Linked DNA regions of Homo sapiens: regions 2 and 3 are each linked to region 1. The links are chromatin contacts, found by Hi-C or POLR2A ChIA-PET in ENCODE. All regions are on one chromosome and are shown on one strand. The core of a region is the stretch at or near the end of the contact, and the rest is flanking DNA. Distances in the headings are between cores, read along the strand shown.

Evidence for each region. Hi-C counts contacts between places; a loop is a spot of excess contacts on that map. ChIA-PET counts read pairs that join two places held with the same protein, here RNA polymerase II (POLR2A). Pooled maps may share reads with other maps.
Region 2: a pooled map shows a loop between it and region 1 (7-fold over the local background). The contact joins the promoter of NFATC1 here to the promoter of ZNF516-AS1 in region 1. A Hi-C loop is called at or near these places in 2 of 37 single-sample maps with no recorded cell type and 9 of 50 pooled maps.
Region 3: a map of naive thymus-derived CD4-positive, alpha-beta T cell shows a loop between it and region 1 (4-fold over the local background). The contact joins the promoter of CYB5A here to the promoter of ZNF516-AS1 in region 1. A Hi-C loop is called at or near these places in 2 of 168 maps with a recorded cell type or tissue (B cell and naive thymus-derived CD4-positive, alpha-beta T cell) and 12 of 50 pooled maps. POLR2A ChIA-PET finds 5 or more read pairs at or near these places in 1 of 52 experiments (T-cell).

What each region holds. Positions count from the first base shown.
Region 1 is chr18:76,489,469-76,493,676 of GRCh38, forward strand. ZNF516-AS1 (ZNF516 antisense RNA 1) reads left to right here and starts at 2,184. Exons shown (of 2, transcript NR_136504.1): 1 at 2,184-2,221; 2 at 3,289-4,208. The region is part of intron 1 of ZNF516 (zinc finger protein 516); the gene reads right to left. RefSeq lists a silencer at 2,086-2,175 and enhancers at 2,836-2,885, 3,566-3,705.
Region 2 is chr18:79,394,154-79,398,361 of GRCh38, forward strand. NFATC1 (nuclear factor of activated T cells 1) reads left to right here and starts at 1,777. Exons shown (of 10, transcript NM_001278669.2): 1 at 1,777-2,198. The coding sequence starts at 2,072. RefSeq lists silencers at 1-187, 1,613-2,012, 2,373-2,472 and enhancers at 408-527, 2,169-2,716.
Region 3 is chr18:74,289,636-74,293,843 of GRCh38, forward strand. It overlaps CYB5A (cytochrome b5 type A), which reads right to left and starts at 2,328. Exons shown (of 5, transcript NM_148923.4): 1 at 2,112-2,328. The coding sequence starts at 2,240. RefSeq lists enhancers at 907-1,514, 2,120-2,289, 2,369-2,538, 2,828-2,887, 3,247-3,416.

The DNA.
Region 1 (4,208 bases), core at 934-3,433:
TGGAATTAAAAGTTTCATTTATGAAAGTGGAGACAAAGTGCTTTTCACATTGTGACCTGTTTTCAAAGACCTCTCTCATTCCCTTCAGTCAATTTTGGTCTCTGGGACAACATCTTACAAAAAAAAAAAAAAAAAAAAAGTTAGAAATGTAGGACTTCAGGGTTCCAGGAAAAATAAAATCTCTAAATTAGTAGACTCTGAAGGTTGTTTACAGATAACAATGGGAAAACATTGGTGAGGTAAACTATTCTCAGGGTGTCAACAATTCATAGCAGACACATTTCTCAAAGTTAAAGTTCTTGATCTAGTGTATTTCAGGATATTAAGCCATCTGGAAAGATTATTCTAATAAACAAAAGCTTTCAGAAATAAAAATAGGCATAACTCCCATCTCTCTGCATTGTTGAAAGCTGTACCTACTAAACCTGCTATTTTGGTGTTGTGTTTCATTCTAGCGAGGCATCCCCATTCCTCTTGGTTAGTTTTATTACAGATCCACCGGGATTATTATTTTTTTAGAAGGTTAATGCGCTCTGGTGTTTCAGTATATTCAAATTAGCAAATGTTAAGAAAACAAAGCCCTACTAATGAATTAAGAAAAACATTAGACATGCTTGTGCCTTAACACACCAAAATTCAAATTCAATTACCAAAATATTTGTGAGTCTTACACAGAATTCAGTTCATCCCAGAGCCCATTCAAGATGGCCATGGGGGTCACTCCTGTGAAATTAAAGACGTCCTCCTACAAGTAACCCAACTCTCAAACCCCTGACACCACGGCAGGCTCCTACGCAACTTCACTCTCCAATTTTACTAAGGGGGGGCGAGGGGTTCTCAGACCCATGCACAATAGTGGTATGTGGCATATTTAATTCTGGCTGGTCTGTGTAAATATAAATAACAGTTACCTGACGACATAATCAAAGAATGCAAGTGAAAATGAAGCTGGAACAAATGATAAAATGAGCTCTTTTTATTTTACACGGCAGTAGCCAGTATCCTATCAAATAACATGCATGCCTAGCTCTTTTAAGTAACACATCCCTAAACCAAAATACTTCAATCATATTAATAAGGTGGTTTTTAAAATAAGCTGGAAAAGCTCCTTTTGGGAGGCTAGCCACCGTTGCATCTACTCGGGTCATTTTCTTTAATAGTATTTACTCCATAGCCCCATGGTGAACGTACATCACTCAGCTTTTAAATTACCTTCAATCAAGATTCGAAACTGCATGGCAGGCTGACGGGGGCAATGCCTTTCTGCTGTATGTGTAAGTAGGATCCCCACTAAAGTTCCTTTTGTGACTTGCTGGTTAAGTCACACGACGAGCGGACCGGAGGGTCCGAGGGCTCCGTCCTTTGTTACGCAGGGGACACCCCTGGAAGGCCAGCCCAACGCCCACGGGCACATCTGGGCTTTTCCAGGCAGTCCACAGAGCCATCCCCGGCCTCTTTACCGCGGAGACACTGTGAGGTCACACACGCAGAACACAAAACCCCCACGCAGCAGCCCCTCGCGAGGCGCCCCAAGCCCGGGTGCCCACCGCCAACTCCCACCCCAAATCCGCTCGCGGGCGCAGGACCGGTTCAGGTGTGAACACTTATGTAATCGTCCTCGGGGCCACGCCTTTCCCACCGCCCCACCTCCGCCAGAACAAAGTGAAGTTTAAAATAGAAACCAATTACCTGGGCTCCGCCGCGCCTCGGCCCCCGGAGCCCGGTCCACGCCGCCGCGCGGACCCCCGCCTGCCCCGGCCCGGAGCCCCGCGCAGACCCCAGTTCCGGACCGGACCCGCCCCCCTCCCCGGCCCCGGCCCCGGCCCCGGCCCTCCACAGCCCCATCCGCTCGCTCCCCCCAACCCCGCGGCCTGCCCTTCCCCCCGCAGCCCCCTCTCTCCTCCTCCGGGCCTCGCTCCCGCCCCCGCCGGCTCCCCCCGCCCGCCCCGCCCGCCCCCGCCCCCCGGCCCGCACAGACCCCCGCCTTTGTTATGGTGCGAAGTTGGGCTGTGGGTCCGTCTCTTTCACTTCTTGGGTTACAGTGCAGGCGTGTGACGTCCGCTCCACATGACGGGGGCGGGGGGCGGGGGGCGGGCGCCGGGGGGCGGGGGCGGCGGGCCAGGCCCTCCCCGTGCTTCTCCGCCCCTTCCCGCCCCGCCCACGGCCCTCCTCCTGGCAGCCCAGCAACAAGCGGCCACCGCCCCCACCCCGGGGCGGGCAGGTGAGTCCCCCCCCGACCCGCCCCCAGCCCAGAGGGCCGCCCTGCGCTCTCGCCCCCGGCCCCTGGCCGCGCGTGCCCCAGGTCCCCCAGTAGCGCCCCAGCGCCGCTGCTGCTCAGACACACCGAAATAGGAATGATTTAATCCAACGACACCTCCCAGGGCTGCCCAGTCCCGGTTCCGCCGGCTCCTGAGATTGGGGAGGGGCAGAATTGGGTGGAACTCGGGCTGGGGGGCGGAAATGGCCCGAGTGGGAGGGAAGGCGCGGAGTCGGACGCTACCTTGTAACCGAGTTAGATTTCTGCAGAAGAGGAGGACGAAGGTCGCCCACGGACCCTCGGGTGACCTCGGTGCGGCCTGGTGGCCGGGCACACCCGCGCATGGACGAGGTCCCTCCCAGGGGTCTCCCTGCAGGGGTCTCCGGGGAGGTAGTGGGCACGTGGGTCCTTAACCTCTCCATTGCATCATCCCCATCCCGGTGGGTACAGAAGCGCAGCAACCCCGCGGTGCTCCCGGAAGACACCGCGTCTCCAACATTTACACGGAGATGCTGCTCGGCTCAGGTCGGGTCCGTACGCTTCCCGAGGTGCGTACTACGCGAGCCACACACATCACTACCGATATTCCTGAGAAAGTCGGTGCCACAGTAAGTCAGCTGCAAGCGTGGGGTGGCCGGTGACGCGCTGTGCCCGTGAATACGCCCATTGTGCGGGTCAGACGCAGCCAGGGCGCAGCGTTCAGGAGGCGGGTGGGCAGCCGAACTTTCACTGGCCACGAGCGCTTCACCTTCTAGAATTTGCCAGGGACTAGGCATCAACTCCCAGTGAGAAAATCACATGTGAAGTTGGAAGACACATGCTGCCCTTCACTTTTCTACGGAGTTCACATCAGTTTCAGCAATCCGCGTTCTCAGTTCGCTTTGCCCGGGCGAGTGGGTTCCATCATCACCTGAACCAAAAACGCACCAGGGCGCGCGTGCCCAGGCACCAAGGCCAGAGAAACCGCACGTTTCGAGTCCCCAGTTGCTGAGAAACAATCACAGCCCTCCTCTTTTCTCCCCCTTCTGCAGGTTCCGACCTGAATCTGAAAGTGCTTCTAAACCCCATGCTTCACAGAACGTTCGGAGGGGGAGGCGCTCCGTGGGGGCTGCTGCGTGCCCATGTAGCCGAACTGACTCGAATAAAAGCGTGTCCACGTCTACATCACACATCTGTGTAAATGCAGAAGCCTGCGGATGCGCGGGGCTGGCCAGACTTCACAGTGTGCAGACACATGGGCTCATGCACGCGCACGCGCGCGCTCACACACACACCCCAAATTACCTCCGGGATGGAGAAAGCCGCTGCGGATTGGCCAGCAGAGCCGTCACTCACGCCCAGGGGGCAGGGAGACTTCGCAAAGCTGTTTCCTTTTTTTTTTTTCCTCCTCTCCTCCCTACCGTTTCATTTAATGGTAAAACAACAGCAGAGCTCTGAAAGTTAGCCATCTGCGCAGAGTTTGCCTTCTTTAAGGAGGGAGGCGTCAGACGATATCCATTTAAATATATTTTGTACTTCCACAAAGGATGGAAAGGGAAATTCACGAAGGGAGTGGAGGCGGAAAGGGAGCTCCGAGAAAGAAGGAGGGGTCATTCCGCGGGGGGCGGGGGGGGGGGCGGGGGCCGACGCAGGGGAAAGAGTTGCTCTCTACACCGAAAAGGGACTTTGACCTTCCATTGATCTCGAAATTCAAAAACGTTTCTTCACAGGTCAGATTGTAACAAACACTCGTTCCTAATTTATGAACTCGCCGTTTTGATTTTATTATTTAAGCATGCGCCAGCAATCGTGTTTCCTTAAGAAAGAACTGACCTATTTTTGGCTGGAGATAAACGATCATGTTAACAGATGTTAATCTTGTAATCTGTTTTTCCTGTAAGCACTTTACCTAGCCGGGTTTCAGACCTTAAAAATAACATCTTTTCCAAAAAGACCTGACGTCACAATTCAC
Region 2 (4,208 bases), core at 527-3,026, 2.9 Mb after region 1:
CAGCCTCGCCAGGTCGGTCCCGGGCTCGAGGACCGCGGCTGGGGTCGAGGGGCTCAGTCTCCCACGTGACCGGCTGGGCGCGCCCCGCCAGACCCGGCCTCGGGATTCCCTCCTCCCGGCGAGTCTCCGCCCGCCCCGTCCTGGAGGTGGGGAGAAGGAGGGCGGGGCGGGGGGGACGGAAACTCTCCCCGCCAAATCCTGGCCCCAGGCCTGGGGACACTCGCGGCGGGAAGATTTGGAGGGGAGGGGAGGGGGAGGGGCGTGGGGGCGCGGCCTCGCTGGAGTCCCCCTGACCCCCCGACCCCCGCCCACCGGCCTGGGCGTCCTCCCGCGGCCCCTCCTCCCCTCCCGGCGCCCGGTGCTCTGGGGCGCGTGCCACGCCTGGCTCGGCGCCGTAGGGGCCCCCGCAGGTAGAGACCCCTGGAAATGGCCTCGACGCCGCAGGAGCGAGGCGGCCACCACCCCGCTAATCCGGGCACGTCTCTCCAGGCCGAGGCCTGCGGTGGAAAAGCCGGGGTTCCATTTGTGCTGAGTCGGGGCGGCCGAATGGAGCCAGGCCTCGGGACGCGGGACGGACGGGCTCTGGCCGCGCACCTTCGCGGGCTCTGCAGCGCCCGACCGCCTCCCCCGGCAGGGAGGAGGCGCTTGTGGGGGGCACCCACGGGGCACAGTGATCCCTGGGGGTCTGCGGACCTCCTGGGCCCCGCAGCAGACACGAGTTTAGCCTTTGGGTTTAGTTTAAATCACATAAGGGTGTCGTGCAATCGATTTATGGTTTCTACACACCAGACACTTTAACCTCCAACCCCCCCCATCCAAAGCCAACAAGAAAATGCGGTGCCGTGTTGGCAGCTGAGCTGCGCCCGAAGAGACGCAGGGAGACGTAAGAGAGGAAAGTGTGAGTGGCCGGGGGGCCTCCCCCCGTCAGAAGTCGCGCAGTCGCGCCCATAAAACGCCCCCTCCGGGCGGCTAGGGCAGGTGAGCGCGTCCCCGGGCCTCCCCACGCCGGCCCCTGCCACAGGCCGTCTAGGTCGAGCAGATATTTACAGAATAAAAATGACAATAACTCGACGTCCCGGGACGGCCACGCAATCTGTTAGTAATTTAGCGGGATGGGAATTTCCTTTCTAGGGCCTGCCAGTGAAGCGCTTTTCCAAATTTCCACAGCGGGGGAAGCCTGCGATTTTACATAATGACTTCAGCATGCCGGGCTTTCTCGACACCCCTCCCCGGCCCCCGGCCCCCGCCCCCCGCCCCTTTTCCAGCAGGGCCGGGCTCCCTCCGGACACCCGCGTGGACTCAGGCGTCCCGTCTGGCCCGTTCGCCCCCGTTTCCCCCGCCAGCCCCAGCGCCCCCCTGCCCGGCCCCCGGATTCCCCGTTCCCGCCCCTACGCCCCCATCCCCTCCCCGTGCGCCCCTCCCCGTGCGCCCCCCTCCCCGTGCGCCCCCCCTCCCCGTGCGCCCCCCTCCCCGTGCGCCCCCCCTCCCCGGGCGCCCCCCTCCCCGGGCGCCCCCCCTCCCCGTGCGCCCCCCCCTCCCCGTGCGCCCCCCCTCCCCGTGCGCGCCCCGCCTCTTGCGCCCCTGCCCCCAGGCGAGCGGCTGCCGCGGCGCGGGGAGGGGCGGGCGCTCGGCGACTCGTCCCCGGGGCCCCGCGCGGGCCCGGGCAGCAGGGGCGTGATGTCACGGCAGGGAGGGGGCGCGGGAGCCGCCGGGCCGGCGGGGAGGCGGGGGAGGTGTTTTCCAGCTTTAAAAAGGCAGGAGGCAGAGCGCGGCCCTGCGTCAGAGCGAGACTCAGAGGCTCCGAACTCGCCGGCGGAGTCGCCGCGCCAGATCCCAGCAGCAGGGCGCGGGCACCGGGGCGCGGGCAGGGCTCGGAGCCACCGCGCAGGTCCTAGGGCCGCGGCCGGGCCCCGCCACGCGCGCACACGCCCCTCGATGACTTTCCTCCGGGGCGCGCGGCGCTGAGCCCGGGGCGAGGGCTGTCTTCCCGGAGACCCGACCCCGGCAGCGCGGGGCGGCCGCTTCTCCTGTGCCTCCGCCCGCCGCTCCACTCCCCGCCGCCGCCGCGCGGATGCCAAGCACCAGCTTTCCAGTCCCTTCCAAGTTTCCACTTGGCCCTGCGGCTGCGGTCTTCGGGAGAGGAGAAACTTTGGGGCCCGCGCCGCGCGCCGGCGGCACCATGAAGTCAGCGGAGGAAGGTAAGCCCCGCGCGGCCTCCGCCCCCGGACCCCTGCGCCCCCCACGGCCCGGGCCGCGCCCCCCGACCCCGCCCCCGTCGCCCGCACGGAGGGGTCCGGGCCAGAGAACGAGGTCGGCCGGGTCTGTGCGCCCAGGGAGGGGCGCGGCGCGGACCGGGAACGGCGTCCCCCAGCTCCCAGCAGCCCGGTTCCGAGCGCGCCTTCTGCCAATAGGTGTCTCCTCTGCCCCAGCGCTGAGGGCGCGAGGCGAGGCCGCCGCGGGTCCCGCCGAGGAAGCGGCTCGCAGGCCGGCGATTTGGGGACGGGCGAGGCTGGGCCGTCAGGACCACAGAGGGCACGTGGGAGGGAGGAAGGGAGGCTTCCTTGGGAGTGAAGGATGCCCCGTGTCTTCCTGAGCGAGGCAGAGCCACCCTCTGGCGCCAAGATCGCGGTTTGGGGGTTCTGCGCCCCCCACCCCCACCCCGAGCTCGTGGCGGCGTCTCCCTCGCGCCGCGCCCCTGAATTCCCCAGGGCCGAGCCCGTCACGCCGGCTCCTGGACCTGCAGGACCAAAAGATCCAAAGCGCGGCCGCAGCACAGCCCCGAATTTAAGCCATTTTGAAATCCTATAGGCAGGAGTTCCAGCCAGAGAAGATGTTTCAGGCAAGTTTGAAAAGGAACCGCCAAGTTTCGAGCTGCTTCTTTATAGTGAAAAAAAGATGGCACAGTGTGGGTCCCTGAAACCCGGTGTGGGGGGCGCTGAGACCCCCCTGCGGCGCATCTCACATTCCAGTCCCCCACCTTAGCCCGTCCCCGGCACACACCCCTGGCGATGCCGGGTGGGCTCCTGCAAGTGGCTTTGAAAATACCCTTGCAGAGGTGTGAGCATACGAGTTAGGGATTAGGGATTGCAATGCTAATGGAAATTGGAAGACGCTTTTCCAAATTCCTTACCAGCTCTGAAATATTTTATATAATTTATTTAAAGAGCGCCAGCACACCTGCCAACATATGTACTTCATAAGGGCAGACGTCCTTCCGAGCGCTGCCGCTTCCTGCGCGACCCTGATAACTGCGGGGCTTGCTTGAGAACCGGGCTCCCCCAGCTCTGGAAAACTCGCTGGTCTTAGCAGAGCTGAGCACAGGGCCGTGAGCTCCACGGAGGGGGGTCCGTGTGGTCGGTGCCCTGACGCTTCACGGGACGGGAGGTAGACACCACTTCATCCCAATGTTAGAAAATGTTGACATGTTTAAACCATGTCCCGTGTCAGTGTTTTACACAATGTGCTCTTGCTAGTAGCAGAGTTTAAAAAATTTTTTTTTGTTGGAGTTTCGGTTTTAAATCCTGGGACACTTACGCCGCAGTGTTCATTATCACTCCCTTTAGAAAGGCAGGTCTTTCCAAGTTCAGATCTCTGTACCTGAAGAGCCGGTGGCCGACCTGTAGTAAGGAGCCCCTTTCTTTTACGCAAGGAAAAAACACGACGGGGCAGTGGCTAGTTTTCGTGTTTCCTACTGAAGAAAATAAGCTCGAAAAGGTCCCTGCTGCAAGGCAGTGCGCCGGGCAGCGACGCCCGACCGACATGGGTGTATTTTATGAGGGCTGCAGAACTGGGCCAGCCGGAAAGTGTGATCTAGTCCTTGATACACACAGGCCGGCAGCATGGGGACACGCGTGGTTTCCACACCAGCCATCGCTGAGACCACCGGGAAGAACTCTGAGTCCTTCTGAGTAGGCCCCACGAGGCCATTCCTGGCCCATCTGAGGACCTGGGCGCCTCCCCTGCGTCCCTCGGGTTTCGGGACCATCTGGGTGGAAGCTCATTAGGCGTCGTGGTTCCTGAAGGCCCCGGGCTTGCTTCCTCATGGAGAACGCAGAGAAGTACAGGCCTGTAAGTAGCCACCCAGTCAGAAGTCGCTCCAGACACAATGCCCCACGGGCTGGGGCCAAACAAAGCTCACCCTGTTCTCTGCCACTTAACTTCACAGCGTTGTTTCCCAGCTCAGATTAGAAAATGGCAGGGCGCTGGCA
Region 3 (4,208 bases), core at 1,078-3,577, 2.2 Mb before region 1:
CGTGATGGTGTGCGCCTGTAATCCCAGCTACTTGGGAGGCTGAGGCAGGAGAATTGGTTGAACCCAGGAGGCAGAGGTTGCAGTGAGTCGAGATCACACCATTGCACTCCAGCCTGGGCCACAAGAGCAAAACTCTGTCTCAAAAAAAAAAAAAAAAAAAAATAGGGGAGGTGGTGGTACCGGTCATCTAGTGGGTAGAACTCAGGGAGGTGGCTCAATATCCTACAATGCCCAGGACAGACGCCACAACAAAGATCGGCTGGCCCAAAATGTCAACAGTGCCAGGGTTGAAAAAACTCGCTTTAGGAGAAGACAAGAAAAGAAGAAAATGCTTCATAATATAAAATATCCTAATATTCTCTTATGCTACTTCTTCTATAAGCACAAATAGACAAAGCACACACTGTATCTTAAAATTCCACATTTAGAGTTAATGAGAATTGATGTTATATGACAAGATCTGCAGCCGGGCAGGAGGGAGAGGACAGGTCAGCTCTGATTTCCCAACATAAACCCCTCCTTACTAAATGGTAACATGACTTTATCTTCGGGCACTGCTCCAGAGTGAAATACCTTACCAATAAACATCAACTCCAGCCTTATTATTTAATTTTATTTATTTATTTAGAGACAGAGTCTCACTCTGTCCCCCAGGCTGGAGCAAAGTGGTGCGATTTCGGCTCACTGCAACCTCTGCCTCCCAGGTTTAAGGGATTCTCCTGTCTCAGCCTCCCGAGTAGCTGGGACTACAGGCGTGCCCCGCCAGGCCTGGCTAATTTTGGTATTTTGGTTAGAGATGGGGTTTCGCCATGTTGGTCAAGCTGGTCTCGAACTCCTAGACTCAAGTGATCCACCCGCCTCAGCCTCCCAAAGTGCTGGGATTACATGTGTGAGCCACCGTGCTTGGCCCAGCCTCATTTTTTAAAACAGGCCTTTTGATTTTAACATTTTCTGCAAAAACAAAGTCCTCTGATATAAACTGTGATCCAGCTCAGACCAGGCATCTATTTTTGTCCCCTGCTCCCCGACTATGTAAAAAATTCCCATCACTAAACCTTCTCATTATTGGGAGGGGGCGTGAGCATGCGTTAAGATTTATGATTGAGACTCCCCCAAAAGTAGTAAAACACTTCCAGAGGATCTAAGACAATCACCAAAAGCGCCCCTTAGCGTGTGCGGCAAAAATTATAACCGAATGCAAAGAATCTTATCAAAGGAATGTCTTCAAGTTAACCAACGTTTCCTATTACACCTTCCAAAGCTGTTAGGGGCGAGTCCCACGCAGAACGTCCGCTGCTCTGCCTGGCCTCTGTGTTCTTGCTCCAGCCACACACCGCGGTCTCAGGAGTCAAGCACGGCACCTGGCTGCCAAGGCGTGACTGGAAAAGGTTAATTAACACCGAGCCTCTTCCAGGTGAACGCGAACGCGAGTGGGTGTGGACCGCAAGGTCGGCCAGTGGCTGCCGCGGGAAGCGCAGGCCCGGACCACACCCGACCTCCGCACTTGGGGTCCCCTCCGGCGGGATCCGCAGCTCTCGGGGTGGGTGGTCTCCAGCCGGCCACTGCGGGAATGCCGCCGGTCCTGGAAGGACACCCTTCTATTCAAACTCAAGGGAGAAAGGGATCATTTAAATCCCCCGCATGGCTGCGCGCTATCCCCGGAAGGCTGCTCCAGCACCACCTAGCGAGGATGCCGCCGCGCAGGGCGCTCCCAGGTGTGCACGCGCAGGTGTACGGATTCGGGGAGCGCTCCCAGGTGTACACGCGCAGGTGTGCGGACTCAGGGAGCGCTCCCCAGGTGTGCACGCGCAGGTGTGCGGACTCGAGGAGAGCGCCCAGGTGTACACTAGCAGGTGTGCGGACTCGGGGAGCGCTCCCAGGTGTGAGCGCGCAGGTGTGCGGACTTGGGGCGGTGGGGGGCGCCCAGGCTTGCACGCGCAGGTGTGCGGACTCGGAAGCGCGCCCAGGCGTACACGCGCAGGTGAGCGAACTCGGGGGGCGCGCCTAGGCGTAGGTATGCGGACTCCGGGCCGCGAAAGACAGGTCATGCCAGTGAACCCCCAAACCCGGCCCACGCTCCCTGCGCCCCAAGCCGCTCATCCCCAACTCACCTCTTCCAGAAATTTGGTCAAATCGTACACCTTGTGGTGCAGGATCAGCCAGGTGCTCTTGCTGTGGTTGTGCTTCTGAATCTCCTCTAGGGTGTAGTACTTCACGGCCTCGTCCGACTGCTCTGCCATCTCGGTTCGCCGCGAGCCAGGCCCAGCACACACAGCCCCGTCGGGTGGAGCAGAGCGCGCGACTCAGCCAGCTCCACCCGGGACATTCCCCGCGCCGGGAACCCCACTGGGGGCTGGGCGGCCGGCTCAGGGGCGGGGCGCAGTAGAAGGGCCTCCGACGGTTGGCCATCATCCTTGTCACTCAAAAGTCCCCGCCTTCGGTCGACCCCCTCCGCCTGCCCAAGCGTGGTCCCGCCCAGTATGCGGGTGTTAATTGGCTGCCGGAGGTGCCCTTCACAATCTCCCGGCTGCCGCAGCGCGCGGAGAGCGTGACAGGACTCCACGGAGTCTGCGCGGAAGGGCGGGACTAACTGTGGCGAGGGCTGAGGTGGGAGGTCGGGGGCGTCCCCGCGGGTTAAGCGTGCGAGAGAGCGAGGTGCACCAGCGGGCATGGATGGCCTGTGCAGAGTCCAGTCTTGTGAGGGCGGCGAACTAGGCAGCGAATCGCGGGAGTTTCCTATTGGCAGCAGTCCGAGTCCCAGACGTTAATTTGTAACAAAAGTAGCGATGGCCAAGCCCATAAAGGGGGCATCTCGGAAAGCCGTTCGCATGCACGGAAGAGATGAAAGCCCCGTGCGCGCTAGAAAACGGTTTCGCAACTCACTTCGGGAAGCAAATGCGCTGCCCCCCAAAACATAAAGTTGGCGAACTGTGCCTGACCCCGCTGGGGTTTTGGAATGCCTCGTCCTCACAGGAAAAAAATCCAGGGAAATCATCTTTTCCTTAAAAAGCAAAAGTGTCCAAATTATTTCTGTGACTGAAGTAGTTTGTCTGCGGTTGGCCAGTGACATGGCAAGGCCTTGTTTGTGCATTTAAGGTAAATCAGATTCTCTTCTAGGAGTCTGGAAGAGAACTTCCCCAAAGGGCACCCTCTTTCCCTTCTGACACAGAGGAAATACCACATATAAAGAGCTACAAATGTTTGAAGGAGAAAAAAAATAAAGAAAAATTCCAGCATGTTAAAATTTGATATTTTATGTAGGCCCTTTTCAGCAATGGTAGTTAATTCCAAAAAGAACCACACGAGAGGTTTCACATGTGGGGTCATCCATCCTTCCAGGGATGCAGAAGGTTCCTACACATACTAGGTGTCTGATGAATGTGAGCTCCCTTCCCCCTGCTTACCTCCTCCATAGGAATGCATGCCTATCCAGAAAAACACAAAACACACGCATGTCAGGCCTCTGAGCCCAAGCCTGCACATATACATCCAGATGGCCTGAAGCAACTGAAGAATCACAAAAGAAGTGAAAATGCTGAAGCAACTGAAGAATCACAAAAGAAGTGAAAATGGCCGGTTCCTGCCTTAACTGATAAGACAGTCACCTGTCCTCCTGCTCTTTGCTCTGTGAGAAAGATCCACCTACAACCTCGGGTCCTCAGACCAACCAGCTCCAGGAACATCTCACCAATTTTAAATTGGGTAAGCAGCTTCTTTTTACTCTCTTCTCCAACCTCTCTCACTATCTCTCAACCTCTTTCTCCTTTCAATTTTGGCACCACCCTTCAATCTATCCCTTCCCTTAATTTCAGTTCCTTTCCTTTTCTGATAGAGACAGAGGAGATGTGTTTTATCCGTGAACCCAAAACTCCGGCACTGGTCACGGACTCGAGAAGACAGTCTTCCCTTGGTGTTTAATCACTGCAGGGATGCCTGCCTGATTATTCACCCACATTTCAGAGGTGTCTGATCACCACAGGGACACCTGCCTTGATCCTTCACCTTGGTGTCAAGTACCGACCCCCCCTGTGTCTCTGCCCTCTCTTTTCTCTGGGCTTGCCTCCTTCACTATGGGCAACCTTCCACCCTCCATTCCTCCTTCTTCTCCCTTAGCCTGTGTTCTCAAGAACTTAAAACCTCTTCAACTCTCGCCTGACCTAAAACCTAAACACCTTATTTTCTTCTGCAATACCACCTGACCCCAATAC